Linked DNA regions of Mus musculus: regions 1 and 2 are each linked to region 3. Evidence: chromatin contacts called from ENCODE Hi-C or POLR2A ChIA-PET data. All regions are on one chromosome and are shown on one strand. The core of a region is the stretch at or near the end of the contact, and the rest is flanking DNA. Distances in the headings are between cores, read along the strand shown. Region 1 holds the start of Ddx3x (DEAD box helicase 3, X-linked). Region 2 has its middle 78 kb from the start of Gm14634. Region 3 holds the start of Usp9x (ubiquitin specific peptidase 9, X chromosome).

Evidence for each region. Hi-C counts contacts between places; a loop is a spot of excess contacts on that map. ChIA-PET counts read pairs that join two places held with the same protein, here RNA polymerase II (POLR2A).
Region 1: a map of heart shows a loop between it and region 3 (9-fold over the local background). The contact joins the promoter of Ddx3x here to the promoter of Usp9x in region 3. A Hi-C loop is called at or near these places in 1 of 37 maps with a recorded cell type or tissue (heart). POLR2A ChIA-PET finds 5 or more read pairs at or near these places in 1 of 5 experiments (embryonic stem cell).
Region 2: a loop to region 3 is called in a map of left cerebral cortex, with 20 times the contacts of the local background. The contact joins the enhancer-like site here to the promoter of Usp9x in region 3. A Hi-C loop is called at or near these places in 2 of 37 maps with a recorded cell type or tissue (both left cerebral cortex). POLR2A ChIA-PET finds 5 or more read pairs at or near these places in 3 of 5 experiments (Patski and embryonic stem cell).

The regions. Positions count from the first base shown.
Region 1 is chrX:13,278,569-13,282,888 of GRCm38, forward strand. Ddx3x (DEAD box helicase 3, X-linked) reads left to right here and starts at 2,454. Exons shown (of 17, transcript NM_010028.3): 1 at 2,454-2,589. The coding sequence starts at 2,545.
Region 2 is chrX:12,837,469-12,842,478 of GRCm38, forward strand. No RefSeq gene overlaps it. Among named protein-coding and RNA genes, the nearest start is that of Gm14634, 78 kb to the left of the region's middle. Within about 2 kb of position 2,888, at least 1 of the 3 ENCODE cell types and tissues checked has a DNase peak (open chromatin) inside an H3K27ac peak, as active enhancers do.
Region 3 is chrX:13,067,839-13,072,797 of GRCm38, forward strand. It overlaps Usp9x (ubiquitin specific peptidase 9, X chromosome), which reads left to right and starts at 3,660. Exons shown (of 45, transcript NM_009481.2): 1 at 3,660-3,895.

The DNA of each region.
Region 1 (4,320 bases), core at 1,204-3,703, 210 kb after region 3:
TGAAAATAGGAACCTGCTGCATATTTGATGGGGGCAGGGATTCCCCCTGACAGTGCCCTGTGGATATAGTCTACATAAGTAAAACAGCCCAGAAGCAGGTTGTCAGTTAACCTCCCCGTGGCAAGCAATTGGAGTGATGCTCAGAATCTCCAGCTCTTGAACAACAGACTCCTATTTGTCTAGATTTATGTGAAAAGGAATCTAAAACAAAACTAAAAACATATCTCACTACTGTGCTTTGTGAATCCTCAAATCTCATAGCAGAAAGGAACCCATCTTAGTTTCTTTGGATTTGCTGCGACAAAACACCATGGTCAAAGCAACGTATAAAATAAAGCATTCAGTTGGGTTTATGCTTTCAGAGGCTTAGAATATATGATGGCAGGACAGCTGAGAGCTCACATCTTGAACCACTAGCAGAAGGTGGGGACACACACACACACACACACAAAGAGGACTGGGATCCAGGAGTCTTTTGAGACTTCAAAACTCACTTCCAGTGACACACCTCCTTCAACAAGGCCATACGTCCTAATTCTCCCTAGACAGTTCTAGCAACTCAGGACCAAGTATTCAAACCTGAATGGGGGAGTGGGAGGGTGTGTGTCTGTGTGCGCGCGCTCGCGCGGGCGCACGCGCCTGCTTGTGCGCAAGCGCGCATGCATACGTGCGCTGGCTCATTCTTCAAACCACCACAGGACGATAGGAATCCTTGGGTCTAATGGTTTTCAAAGGGGCACTATGGAAATATGTGCATCTGAGGGTGCTAATACTGCTGAGGACTACTGGTATGTGGTCAACAGAGCCAGGCGTGCTAGATCAATTCCATATATGAGAGAATTGGTCCACTGGATACCCATGTAGACACAAAACCACATCATCATCTAGGTTGGCTTCAAATGTAGCTGCCATCATTAACTGAAAAGCAACATTCAATTGTTACACAAAATGAATAGTAAAAACAACAGGGGTTTGAAGTCTAGTGGTCTCTTTTATAGAGGAGGAAAATTGAGAACAAAAGCCGAAAAGCAACTTGCCTAGGGATTGTTTTATTGTTTCCGTATCTCTTTAAAAGTTCAGTTTCAATTTTACAAACTGGAAAAGTAGAAGAGTTTGTACAGTAAACTATGTGATGAGAAGTAATTGTTTGAATTCTGGCAGCAGAAGGCCCCTGGTGGGGGGGTTGGGTTTGGGGTTGAGGTGGGGGGGGTGCTGAGTCCTGTGTTTTATTTGTGAAACTGAGGGTCAGAAAGGAGTATCTTTTAGGTAACTTGTGTGCTGCCATTGCCTAAAAGCTGAGGGCTCAATATATTCTTTTGGTTTTGTTGTTTAAGGGTATGTGTTTTTGAAGCTGAGTCTTGGGGGGTGGTCCGCCTAGAAGCGGGGTCCACCAGAATCGGCCCGTTTGATGACAGACCCCTTTTTCCTCCATATTCTGTCTAGTGGAGAGAGAGGCCTGAGGCAAGTTATCTCGGTCAGGGAGACACAGGTTGTGTCCAGTCACACATTCTCGCCTCCCTGGGGTCCCTTACTGTGCCAACAGCCACAGGCTGGTGCCAGGAATGCCACGCGGAAGGACACAGGGGCCTACAATAAGTGACTCTTTCACAAACGAGAGAGGCTCCGGGTCCCGGGAGGGTCCTGGATTGCCGGCTCTAGATTCGCGTGAGATAGTTTTATTGTTCCTTCAGAGTGGGGCTGTGGGAGTGATGCTATCTATAGGCAACGGCGATCTGAAGCCTACAGCAACCCGCACATCCCCTACAGTCCCTGCTCAGATGGACTCGGGTCACCATGCAGCCTTCCACCTTTCTGCTTCTCATTTCTAGTTCCCTTCCCCCTTTCTCCTCCCCGCCCTCCCGCAGTTTTCCCGTCCCTCCCTCCCATTCCCAGCACTAGTCAAGCGAGTTTCCCTTCTTCACAAGATGGCCACCTTGCTGGACACCCACGGTCACGTGATCCCACTGCCCTCCACGCAGAGCCAGGGCTCATTAGTTAGGCCAGACAAAGCCCACTGCATCATCTCCACGCCCGGGGACGGAGAGGAAGGGACGAGTGCTAGAAAGAAGGACGAAAACTGGGTACACAGGGGAGGAGCAGCCAATCAACCTAGTTTAAAGCTTAGGGCCTTAAGGCTAGAGGACGGTCAGCAATCATTTCTCGCGAGATCTCGAGAAAACAGTAAGATTAGGGGACCGGTGGAGACCAGGGGATAGCAAACCCAGGAGAACCAGAACCACATATACCCAAGGCTTCTTTATGAGCCGACGAGGACGCGGGTAACTGGACTGATTAGGAAATCTCACGGGACTCAGCCGAGCAACGCACCGTAAGCAGGCAGAGCTCCTAACGGCAGTGGCCGGCCGCCCGGGAGAGGAGGGCACACGTCTTACGTGCTGACGTAGCAGTCCTCCGAGTCGGTATATAAGGTCGGTGGCCGCGCGGTGCGCTTCAAAGCCGCAGTTCTCCCGTGAGAGGGCCTTTGCGGTAGAGGCAGCCTTTGCTCAGCAGCGGAAGACTCCGATTTCTCGGTACTCTTCAGGGATGAGTCATGTGGCAGTGGAAAATGCGCTCGGGCTGGACCAGCAGGTGAGCCTGAGCCGCGGGGGTCGCTGCATCACTTTGCCCCCTGCCCTAGCCTGCCTTGTGGCGCAGCTCTTTAAGTTCTGCTTTTTGCCTTCCCGTCTCCCTGGACGGCTCGGGCCGGCGGGTGGCCAGTGGCTAGGGGCTCTGGAGGGACTGGATGCTTGCGGGGGGAGTGCTAGAGCCGGTGATTCCTCCGGCTCGGCTCGGTGCGCGGTATTGTCCCTGGCCCGAGCACAATGGCGGCTTTTGTGTCTGTGCGCAGGCGAGCGGAGGGGGAGGGGGCGCGCGCATTCGGGCGCACGCGCGTCCCCTGGTTGATTAGTGACCCGCAGGTGGGGATCGGGGCGGTCGGGGGGGGGAGATTGCCCCGCGTGGCGTGGCGGGGCCCGGGTGGATGGTTTTGGCCCCGGATTTCCGGGGCTTTGGGCTTCCATGGCCCCAGTGGCTGTGGTTTGGAAATTAGGGAGCTGGCGGCGGCGCGCGGGCTGGCCGAGTGGCCCCGCGGCGCTGGAATGTGGGAGGGGGCGCCGCGGGAGGGGGGCTGGCCTCTGCGCGGGCTAATGGCGGCGGCCTCCTTTGTGTGGCGCAGGCCGGCGGTGCTGCGCGGTCGCCCCCCCACCCCCATCCCCATCCCCCCGGGTCTGCCCGCCAGCGGGTTCGCCTGCAAGCCAGCTGGGTTGCTTCGGCCCCGCCGGCCCGGTGCGTCGCGGCAGGGGAGGCCGCGGTTCCCGAGTGGAAAGTTTTGTGACGCAGAAATTTCAGGGCGGATTGGGCGGGGGGAGGAGGGGGAGGGAGGCCAGGGCCGCTGCGTGCGCACTTGCGCCGGGCTTGGCGGTGACGCGAGCCACCCGGCGCGGCCCTTGCTCAGCCTTAGGCTCCAGGAAACGACCGCGCGGCCCGAGCCGGGCACGCCCGCCCTTTACCTGGGCGCAAGGGAGGACCACGCGCCTTGCGAGTGATGGCCCACTCTGGGATCCTCTAGAGGCAAAATGCCCAGAATATGGCAACAGATAACTTGTTGCTGCCATCGAAGTAAAATTGGGAGATTGGTCAGGCCTGGTTTCTGATTACTTAATCGAGACTCCATTTCTAGATTTAGAGGCCAAGGAGATGAGGGTCTGGTGCCTTCTGCCTGACCTATGACCTGCTACAGTAAATCTTCCATGTTGTGACACATTGTAACTTAAGGGACACTGGTAACATTTTCCATTCTAAATGATACTTATACTAAAATGATACTATTGTTGAACTATATTGGAAATTATATTTCCAAGAGCCTTTCATAAGTTGGTAGTGGATTTAACTTCGAAAGCTTAGGAATTCGGAGTGGTTCAAGTTTGTAATGAGTACCAACAGTGCATTTGGCAACTTTGTTGCTTCGATTAATGTCAAATGATTAAAAAAAAAAACCTACGTAGACTAGAGAGATGGCTCATCCGTTAAGAGGACTGGGTTCAATTCCCAGCACCCACGTGGCAGGTCATGCCTGTGTAACTCCAGTTCCAGGAGATCAGACACCCTCACACTGCAGGCAAACCAGAGCACATTTAAAAAACTCGTAAAAAAAAACCAAAACTCAGATTTTAATAAACGCGGCTTTAAACGGTAGTTACAGTATCAAGGCATGGCAACATTTTTTCTAATGACAAAGAGGTTACATCTGCTTTCTGTTTTCAGGGAGCTTAGCGATACTAGTAGTTTGCAAGTATCGGCACAGATTTATCGAGTAACATT
Region 2 (5,010 bases), core at 1,638-4,137, 230 kb before region 3:
CAAAGGGAGTTTATTGGGGGAAGGGAAAGATGTGAGGACCTGGGAAAGACCGACAGCTGCAAGCAGAGCCATGAGGCCAGAGAAGAGGAGGTGGCACAGAGAAGGACAGAGGAGAGGAGTGTGGGCCTGGAACAGAAGCACAGGGGTAGGGGGCAGTGGCACGTGCTAGGTCCCTGGCAGGAACCTAGTAGAATCATCTATAAGCTACCATCAAATGCATCAGGGAAAATCTCCAACACTGCTGAGAAAATGAGCTGCCGAAGACTGGCTTTTAATTGGGGACAAGAGAAGAAATCCAGCAGGGAGGGCCCTCTGGACGCTCACAGTCCAGTCTTTCCTGGAGGACTTTCCTGCTTTGTTCTTGTAAGGCTCCCCCCCCCACACACACACACACCCCCCAATTTACTGCTGGTCAATTGGAAAGGATAAGCCCAAATCTTTGATATAAACAGTGCTGATCTGGCCTTGAGCTTGTTAAACAAGTAAGTCTGTCAGGAGGGGGCCCTACTGGCTGGAGGAAAAAAAGCCCACCAGGCCTTTATTTTAAGCTGCCAGCAGGTCAGTGGGGTGAGGCAGAAGGCAGCCATCTTGGACGTTTGCCACATTTATTATGTAATCATGGTTCCTCTCCCTGGCTGCCTCAGACTGGCTAATTTCTAGTCCCTTAGAAGGTTTGCAGTCTTTCTTTGCAACCTGCCATAAACATTCTTCATTAGCTGTGTGAAGCTGAAGTAGAGAAGGGTTTCCTGCCTTTTTTTTTTCCCCAACTGGCTTCTTTTATGAGTTAATCTCCTCTTCCTCACTCCTTTCTCTTTTAGCAGGGTCTTACTATGTAGTCCTGGCTAGCTTTGAACTTACTAAGTAGAAGAGGCTGGCCTCAAAATAAGAGATGAGCCTGCTTCTGCCTCTGGAGCGCTAAGATTAACCTTTATGTTAATCTTGATGTAGTCTCCAGTTTGATCTCCTGCCACACTAATGAGATCAAAGTTCAAAACAAATACAAATGGTGTTATAAAGAATTTGTTAATAGATTTGCTTAGGAGACATGGAATTTAGCTAAGGGAGCACTGCCTCCAAAATACCGGAGGTATGTGAACCAGGCCTCTTAGGGTTTTGGCAGAGAAGTATCTTGGCAGGTCAGGGCTAAGGTAATGCAAAGATCACACCACAAAACAGATTCACACAAGAGTTTGATTTGAGCTGGGCAGTGGTGGTGCATGCCTTTAATCCCAGCACTTGGGAGGCAGAGGCAGGCAGGAGGATTTCTGAGTTCGAGGCCAGCCTGGTCTACAGAGTGAGTTCCAGGACAGCCAGAGCTACACAGAGAAACCCTGACTTGAAAAACAAACAAATTTAGGATACTAGGGTGTAAATTTTTTTTCCAGATATTAGACCCTATTCCCAACAAGGAGACACCTCTGATATACAACCAGTCATTAATCCCTGATTCTCATTCCCAAAGAATACCTCTAACAAGATGACCCACCTGGAACAATTATTCAAAGAAAGAAAGAAAGAAAGAAAGAAAGAAAGAAAGAAAGAAAGAAAGAAAGAAAGACCACTGGTGTACTTAAAAATAATTCTAGCAATATGCAGTATCTTTGCTGTGTGAACCTCTTCCCTGCCTAAGGGACCAAAGTTACAGTCTCCTGTCTGTGTTTAAATTGTTTAAAGTGTAACCTGGAGCTAGGACTCAAAAAAGATTTAAGGATGACAATGTTCATGGACTGTATAATCCTAAAGTTTATAGAAACCTTCTGATGGGGGTCAGTTCTTATTTGGGCATTAACCCCAATTGGCTAACCGCTACTAAAGAGCTTTCATTCACCTCTAGTTTGAGGACTGATTTCTCACTGAGAAAGCATATCGCTTCTCTAACACTAGGACATGCCCTTTCCAAGAAGCCTTCTGTGACTACCTAACCCAGTCTCCACTGCATGTGCCAGGTCAGCATGGTTCTAACAGAAACCTGATACTGTAACTGCCCTCTCTTTACACATTTGATTCCCTGAACCTCTCTGTGAGGAACCATCTCTTTGTACCTGCAGGGCCTGGCTCAGCGACTGGAACTGTGTGTGTGTGTGTGTGTGTGTGTGTGTGTGTGTGTGTGTTTTCGAGAGCGGACCCCCCCACCCCATGCCCACGGGGAGGTGTGGTATGCCAGGGGGTGGGGCAGTTCTTATCTCAAACTTATTGTACTTAGTAACCCTTAATTAGAAAGTTTGGGGAGGGCTGGAGACATGGTTCAGTGGTTAAGAATATTACTTCTCTTACAGAGGACTGGAGTTCCTTTCCCCAACAACTACCAGTAGCTCCAGCTTAAAGGAGATCTGATGCCCTCTTCTGGCCTCTGAGAGCACCTGCACTTGGCGTTTACAGACATAATTGAAAGTGATTTAAAAAAAAAAAAGTGCCTAAGTGAGCATGTGACCAAATGGAATTATTCTGCCAACGGGCTAGACTGGTGGTGGTCTTGCAGGCAGACCCCCCCCCCATAAAGCCCTTTACAACATTTTCATTTCGTGTTATGTTTGTGCAAGCATCCACATGCTATCCTCAGACAAACCGATTCACTTTCCCCACACGGCCTTATTTGCATTTAAAAGCGAAGGCTGCAAAGGAGAATTCCTTTTGCCAAAGAGGAATTTCAAGCATCTGTTGCAGACCAGAGAGAAGAAAAGAACGAAAAAATTTTAAAGGGCTAGAAGCTGATTTACGCAGAGCTACTACCAAATCATCCTACAGAAGCAGGGAATTTTATTTTAGTCCTAAATAGCAAAGACAGCCAGCCTGAGTTCTTGGACGAAGTCCCTAAGGGAGCTGGGATTTGGAATGACAATGCCTGCAAAAGCTGGGGCGTTTAAGGAGCTGCAGCCCTGTTCCTGCTCCAGCTGAGTCTCCACCCCTTCCCCCTCCGTGTGAGCAATGGGCAGCTGCCAGCAGCATCCTGGATCCAGTCCAAGCAGCTTGCTGTCGGCAGCACAGGCCTGCGGGGCCGCAGGGTCCTCCCACCCTTTGCTTTTGGATGGGCATTATTAGCTAGAAAAATGCTCCGCGTTTTTCTTGTTCGTGTGGTGTAACCTGCTCGCCGCAGACGCGCAACCTTTCTCCAGTAATTACCTCCCACGCTTGGGAAAAATCTCAATCTCTCCCCCCACCCCCTTTTTCATTACAGCAGCCAATTCAGCAAACTAGTTTGTATCACCAAGGACAAAGAGACAGCCTTAACGATTGTAATGACGCGTTTCTTTCTTCCCACCATTTCTCCAGTGAAAGGGGCACGATGACCTCCAGTCTCACGGTTTCTGAAATCAAATGCACGGACTGATCTCCTTAGTCCGGTCTGAGAATCTGGTACTAAATTGATGGGCAGCTAGTGACCATGGTCGGTTTCTTGGAATGGAGGAAAGGTGTGCCCCAGGAATATCCCACCATCACCACCACCGTACCACCACCCCGCCTAACCACCACCCATTTGTAGCCAGCCTGCTAGGCAGGAAAGAGGATATTGGAAAGAGACATTGTAGCAAACAGACTATTGAAACAACAGACACTCTTAACATTGTAATTTCCCTAGGAACCTCATACTCAGAAAAGGGAAGGCTGAGAGCTGAAATGGAGACCAGGTTCTGTCTTGTCAGGTGACCTTGCTGGAGAGACTGAAGCAGTGGAGGATGGGAGTGGAAGCATGACGACACAAGAACAGAGGACAGATTTCTTTGTCCCTTTTCCCAAGGTGGTCAAGTTGACTAAAACTCCTTTTTCTGACCCTGCCCCGCTTTGAGACAGGGTCTCTGTACGTAGCCCTGCCTTTCCTGGAACTGTGTAGACCAGTCTTACCTAGGCTCCATGAACAGGAGGAGGAGGAAGAAGAAGAAAAAGGAAAATTTATACTTTGATAGACTTCATGGAAGCTCCTTAGCAACTGCTTTGGGGAGGGAAAATACATCAGCTGATTAAAGGGCTCATTATTCCACCTGTCTCTCTAGCATAGATCCAGTGAACCCGACTTCCTGAGGGGTGGTCCTTGGCCAGAGCACTGGATTATATAATAAGCAGGCCAACTGGATTAATTCAAGGGACAATGCCATGTCTCTACCCAGAGAGAGATTCCATTCTCCTGACCAAGAATAGTTTTCCTTTAATAGGCTTCCAATGTCACTATAAGTCACAAGGGGGAAAGTCACCCAAAGTTGTCCTCTGACCTCCATATGTGTGTCCCCTCACATATAAACATGAACACACGTCATACACATACATACAATTATTATTATTATTATTATTATTATTGGTTTTTCTGAGACAGGGTTTCTCTGTGTAACTCTGGCTGTCCTGGAACTCACTCTGTAGACCAGGCTGGCCTTGAACTCAGAAATCCGCCTGCCTCTGCCTCCCAAGTGCTGGGATTAAAGGCGTGCAACACCATGCCCGGCTCATACAATTATTTTTTAAGCCTGGATGTGGCCATATACACTTGACTTCAGTGCTGGGGGTGGGGGTGGGGATGGGTGGAGGATTACCAGGGCTTGGAGGTTCTCAGCCCAAATCTAGGCTCATTGAGAGAATATGTCTCAAGGAAATATGGCACATAGTGATGGAGGGGAATACCCTGTGTCCTCCTCTTACCTCCACACTCACATACACACATGTACAAGTGCTTGCACGAGCACGCACGCACGTACACACACACTTTTTAAAAAAATATTTATTTATTTATTTATTTATTTATTTATTATATGTGTGTGCACTGTAGCTGTCTTCAGACACTCCAGAAGAGGGCATCAGATTTTTGTTACAGATGGTTGTGGGCCACCATGTAGTTGCTGGGATTTGAACTCAGGACCTTTGGGAGAGCAGTCAGTGCTCTTAACCGCTGAGCCATCTCACCAGCCCCCCCCCCACACACACACACTTTTTAAAAGGAAGAAAATAACATTTTCCAGTGTTACTTGGGTGTGAATGTGTGAGCTCTTGAACATGGTACTGGATGTAGTTTTAGGTGTCTGCATG
Region 3 (4,959 bases), core at 2,410-4,909:
AGTATTGTACCATTTTTATCATCTCCATGGAAATCCCATGTCCCTAAAACCGAAGCTCCCATCCTCCTTATCCCTCCTGCTCCAGCAGCCTCTATCCTACTTTGTCTACTCTTGGTACAGCAGTGAAATCACATGGGAGCTTTTGTGTCCGTCCGGCTTATTTTACTCAGTATGTTTCCAAGGTACATGCATATTCTAGTGTCTGTCAGAGACTTATTCCTTTTTCATTATATGTATCTCCCACATTTTGTTTATCCATTCATCTACTCAGCATTTGGGTGGTTCCCACATTTGGCTATTGTGACTATGAACTTTGGTATACAAGCAATTGTTTGGGTCCCTGCTTTCAGTTCTTTGAGCTTTATCTAGAAGTAGAATTAGTAATGTTATGTTTGGGGTTTTTTTTTTCTCTTTTTTTGAAGATCTGCCTTATGGCTTTCAGTAGCAGCTCCACCAGCAATGTAGAATTTCAAATTTTCTGCATCTTGGCAATCATTATCTCCTTGCTAGATAGCTTGCTTTTTCTGCAATAGTATTTCTAATGACTATGAAGTGTTATCTCACATGGTTTTGATTTGCATTTCTCTAATGAATGGACATGTTAGGTATTTATTTTTTCATGTATTTACTGGCCATTCACATATTTGATGAGTGTGTGTTCAAATCCTTTGCCTATTTTCATTTTTAAATTTTAATTTTACCTTTTTGAGATAGAGTTTGACTGTATAACCCAGGCTGGACTTAAACAGAACATTGTCCTGCCTCTGACTCTGCCTCTCTGCCTCTCTGCCTCTCTGGCCTCGGCCTCTGCCTTTGCCTCTGCTGTGCTGGGATAACAGACAACTGTAACTGCCTTCTACCCATTTCCCTTTGCTTAGTTTTTACATTTTAAAAAGTGTGTGTGTGTGTGTGTGTGTGTGTGTGTGCGCGCGCGCGCGCACGTGTGCATGCATACATGCATTACAAGAGTTCAGAGGACAACTTGAAGGAGCCTATTTACTTCTTCCACCATGTGGGCTCCAAGGATCAAACTCAGGTTGTCAGGCTTCATAGCAAGCACCTTTACCTACTGAGCCATCTCACCAGCCTCTTTTGCTTTTTTGTTTTGTTTTATTTTTGGTTTTGCTGGTACTTTGGGCAGAGTTTTTCTGTGTAGTCCTGGATGTCCTAGAAGTCACCCTTTTGCTTACTTCTTTATTGAAGGGTTTTGTTTTGCTGTTTGTTGAGTTGAAGTTAATATTGTGGATGTTAATTCCTTATTAGATAAATGATTTACAGAGACTTTAAAAAACATTCTGTAGGTTGTCTAAAAAGAGTTAGATTGTTATTTTAAATTGACACATAGTAATCATATTTATAGGGTATAATGTGATAGCTTTTTTGTGAGAGGATGAATGGAGGTAGACAAATCTCTAGCCTTAGTCTTGTTAAAAATCATGTATTAGTTTTATTGTTTTTTTTTTTTATATTGGGTTACCTAAGGTTTTCCCTGAGTAAGATTATGTTATTTGTGAGGAAAGTTTTAATTGTTCCTTTCTTATCTGGGTATCTTTCATTTCTTCTCCTTCTCTGACTAGAACCTCAAGTATAATGCTGAATAGAATTGGCTACTGTGGACATTTCTGTTAAGGATGCACTTTAGATATGGCTAAAAGAGCTACATGTGCTTACCAGGCTTGTTGATCTTAAACTGATGATTTAACCGTTTTGTTTTCCTATCTAAAGTCAAGGCTAGAAATACCTATCCGTCTGTTTCAGAGGGTTCTGAGGATTAAATAAACCCACCATACCATGTACTTAGCAAATTAAGAGTGTTACATGGTTGGTAGGCTCTCTCTGGAGGCTCCATAAGCAAGGGAAAGCATGCACGGAAGTAATTATATAAATAAGATTGCATGTGGTAAGAGTTATAAGGACTATAAATAATGTGTTTAGGGTAAGCTATTAGTTTTGTGGTGAAAACAGTCTTGTGCTGTATAGAGAAATGGTTTCAAAAAATTACACCGGCAACATGCTGTCCCCTAAATTCTTTGGGATTCCATTTAATATTCCTTTATTAGAAATGACTGTGTTGGGCTGGAGAGATGGCTCAGCGGTTAAGAGCACTGATTGCTCTTCCAAAGCTCCTGAGTTCAATCCCCAGCAACCACACCGTGGCTCACAGCCATCTGTAATGGGTTCCAATTTCTTCTTCTGCTGTGTCTGAAGACAGGTACAGTGTACTCACATACATGAAATAAATAGAAAAAAATTTTTTAAAGAAATGACTGCTTATAGCATAAGTTCATCTATTCTATATGAAATGTAATTAACTTTATAGTATTTTATAATGATTTTTAAAGATTTGCTGCCAACAGGCATTTTTAAGTCAAAATGAAATATCGATCAGTAATTGTATTCATTTTCTCTTCATTTGTGAATTTTAGGTAAATTATAGAATCGTTTCAAACCTACAACGTTTGAGATTGCTCTGTTAAGTTCTTCCTCCGCAGCTTATAGTTCGGAGTCTCAATATGCAGAAAATAGTCCCTGACATAGCGGATGGGTTCATAAGTCCCTCCCAGGTTCTCACACTGAATGGTGTTGATGATATGGCAATAGAAGTTCATTTTGCTACATTTAGTATTACTGAGTAGCTAAGGTGTCTAGGACGGTGTATAATTTTTTGTCTTTACTGTTGTAAGGATTCCGGTGTCCAAAATGTTCTCAGTCCCAGTCACTATGCCTTTAAGACTGACGAAATGCTTTTAGGTACTGATGCTGCAGGATCGTGTGAATGAGCTGCTTAAAGCGCCTCCCTCAAAGTGGAGTGGGAAGCAGCTCCCCCCACCCCCCGCGACCCCGCTCTGGAGTTCAAGCCACACCTTCCCCCTATCGGCTGGGTGCAGGTGGCCAAACCCTCAGGACCTGGCACCACTGCTCTGTGGCTTGTCCTATCCTCGTGTCACGTGACATGGGTCAGCTGCGCAGTCGAGACCCTCAAGCAAGGCGGGTGCAAACGCCTAGCACCGGGACCCAGGAATCTAGTCTTTCCGTCACCCCCCCCCCCCACTCCCCAACCAATCCTCCGAACCATCCCGGAAAAGGGGGAGGCCGGTGACGTCACCATCCGGGCACTGGATGGTGGGGCCATGGTTCACAATGGAACAAAAACAAGCAGCCCTAGTCAAACTAGCGACGCGGCTGCAGCTTGCGTGCTTATTAACCCTTTCCTGTCCACATCCCTGCCATTCCCGACAGTCAGTCCCTTTGCCCAGGCCGCATGCCGGATCTCTCCCTTCCCCCCACTCCACCCTCCTCTTTGGAGTGGTCCGAGTCCTTCGTCAGCTCTCGGTTCGGTCCCCTACGGTTTGTAAGGGTCTCTGGCTCCCTCGCATGACCCCCTGCAGTGGCCGTCCGGAAGCGATGGTACGATCTTTCCCTAGCATTGTCTTCCCCTCCCCCACCCAGCTCGCAGTGTTCCAGGCGACGGGGCCTTGTCTGGGCCCCCTAGTGGCCCACAGCGCTCTTCCTTTCTTTCCCTCAACAGCCTGAGGTGGACAGGGAGAGGGGGCAGCTGGCCCAGAGGGGGGCTGGGCAAGGGGAGGGGCCGGGCCGGGCGCTGAGGGCGGGGCTTGGAGGGGGAGGGCCCTGATGGGGGCGGAGAAGCGCTGAGCCTTGGGCGGTGCTGAGACTAGTGGGAGTCTGCGCTGCCGCTGCTGTTGCTGCCGCCGTCGCCGCCGCCTCCGACACTGCCACCGCCACCGCCACCACCACCGGCCGTGCGGGTTTTCTTTCTTTTTCTTTCTGTCTTTTCTTTTCTTTCTTGATTTGTTGGGTTCGCCATATTGACGAGGCTGTGGTACCCAAGGCTGCGGAAGCTAGAGTCCGCCGGTGGCGGAGCCGCAAGCTCTCGGTAAACGGCCCATTGGGGCCCTCCTCCCTGTCCCAGCGAACCCCCTCCCTGCCTGCACCGGCTCCCAGGCCTCGCGGGAGTCGGCCGCCGCCGCCTCGCCCTCCAGGGAGGCGGCCGCCTTTACCGCCCCAGGGCTTGGGGTGGGTGACGGGAGTGAGGACAGGAGCGGTAGCTAAGCGAGCAGGCCTGGAGTGGGGGGACAGAGGCGGCGACTAGGGGAAGGTGAAACTGCCGCTGCAGGAGGAGGAGCAGGAGGAGGTGACGCAGGAGAAACGCACCGCCCGGAGCTTGTCTGAGCTCAGCGCCCGAGCCTGAGGGGAGAAGGGGGAAGAGGGCTGCGGCCGGCCGAGAGGGAGGCGGCGGCCGTGGTCACCGCTGCCCTAGGGCGGCCAGGGTGAGGGCCAGACCCCTGGTCGGTACGCGTCGCGCGTCGCGAGCCCGCCCGCCATCCGCAGCCTCTCATATTTTTGTCCCTCGCCAGCCCCCGGCTTGGGATGCTCCCAGGTTAGGCCCGGTCCCGGGATCGAGCTTTTGCATCTCGTCTCCCGCCTCCGCGTGGCCCGCTTCGTAGGAGACTCCCGGGTTGTGTTTGGTGAGTACCGAGCCCGGCGGCGCCCAGGGCCTCCGGCTGGCTGGAGGGCTGGGGAGGACGGCGCGAGGGGGTGTGTGTGCGTAAGCGGTCCTCCCTTGGGGGCCTGGCTGCCGGGGTTGGGGGTCGCCCCGAGCCCCGGCCGTCGCGGGCGCGCGCGAGCCTCCGTGGTGCGCGCGGCCGGCGTCCCGCGAGCGTGTGTCCGTGTCCGTGAGTGAGCGTGGCGCTGTGTGTGCGTGTGTGTTTTGGACTGGCAGGGAAAATGGCTGACGGCTCCGGCCCTCCCCCTTCCTCCCCCTTCCCTGCCTGACGGGAGTGGAGAGGAGGAGGAGGAGGAGAAGGAGGAGGATGGAGACTCCGGCGCGCCGTGCCGCCCCTCCACCCGCGCGGGAGGTCGGTCGGGAGCGCGCGGGGGCGCGGGCACGGCGCGGGCGGGGGCGGGGACGGTTGGTTCGCGCGCCCCTTAACCCGGCGG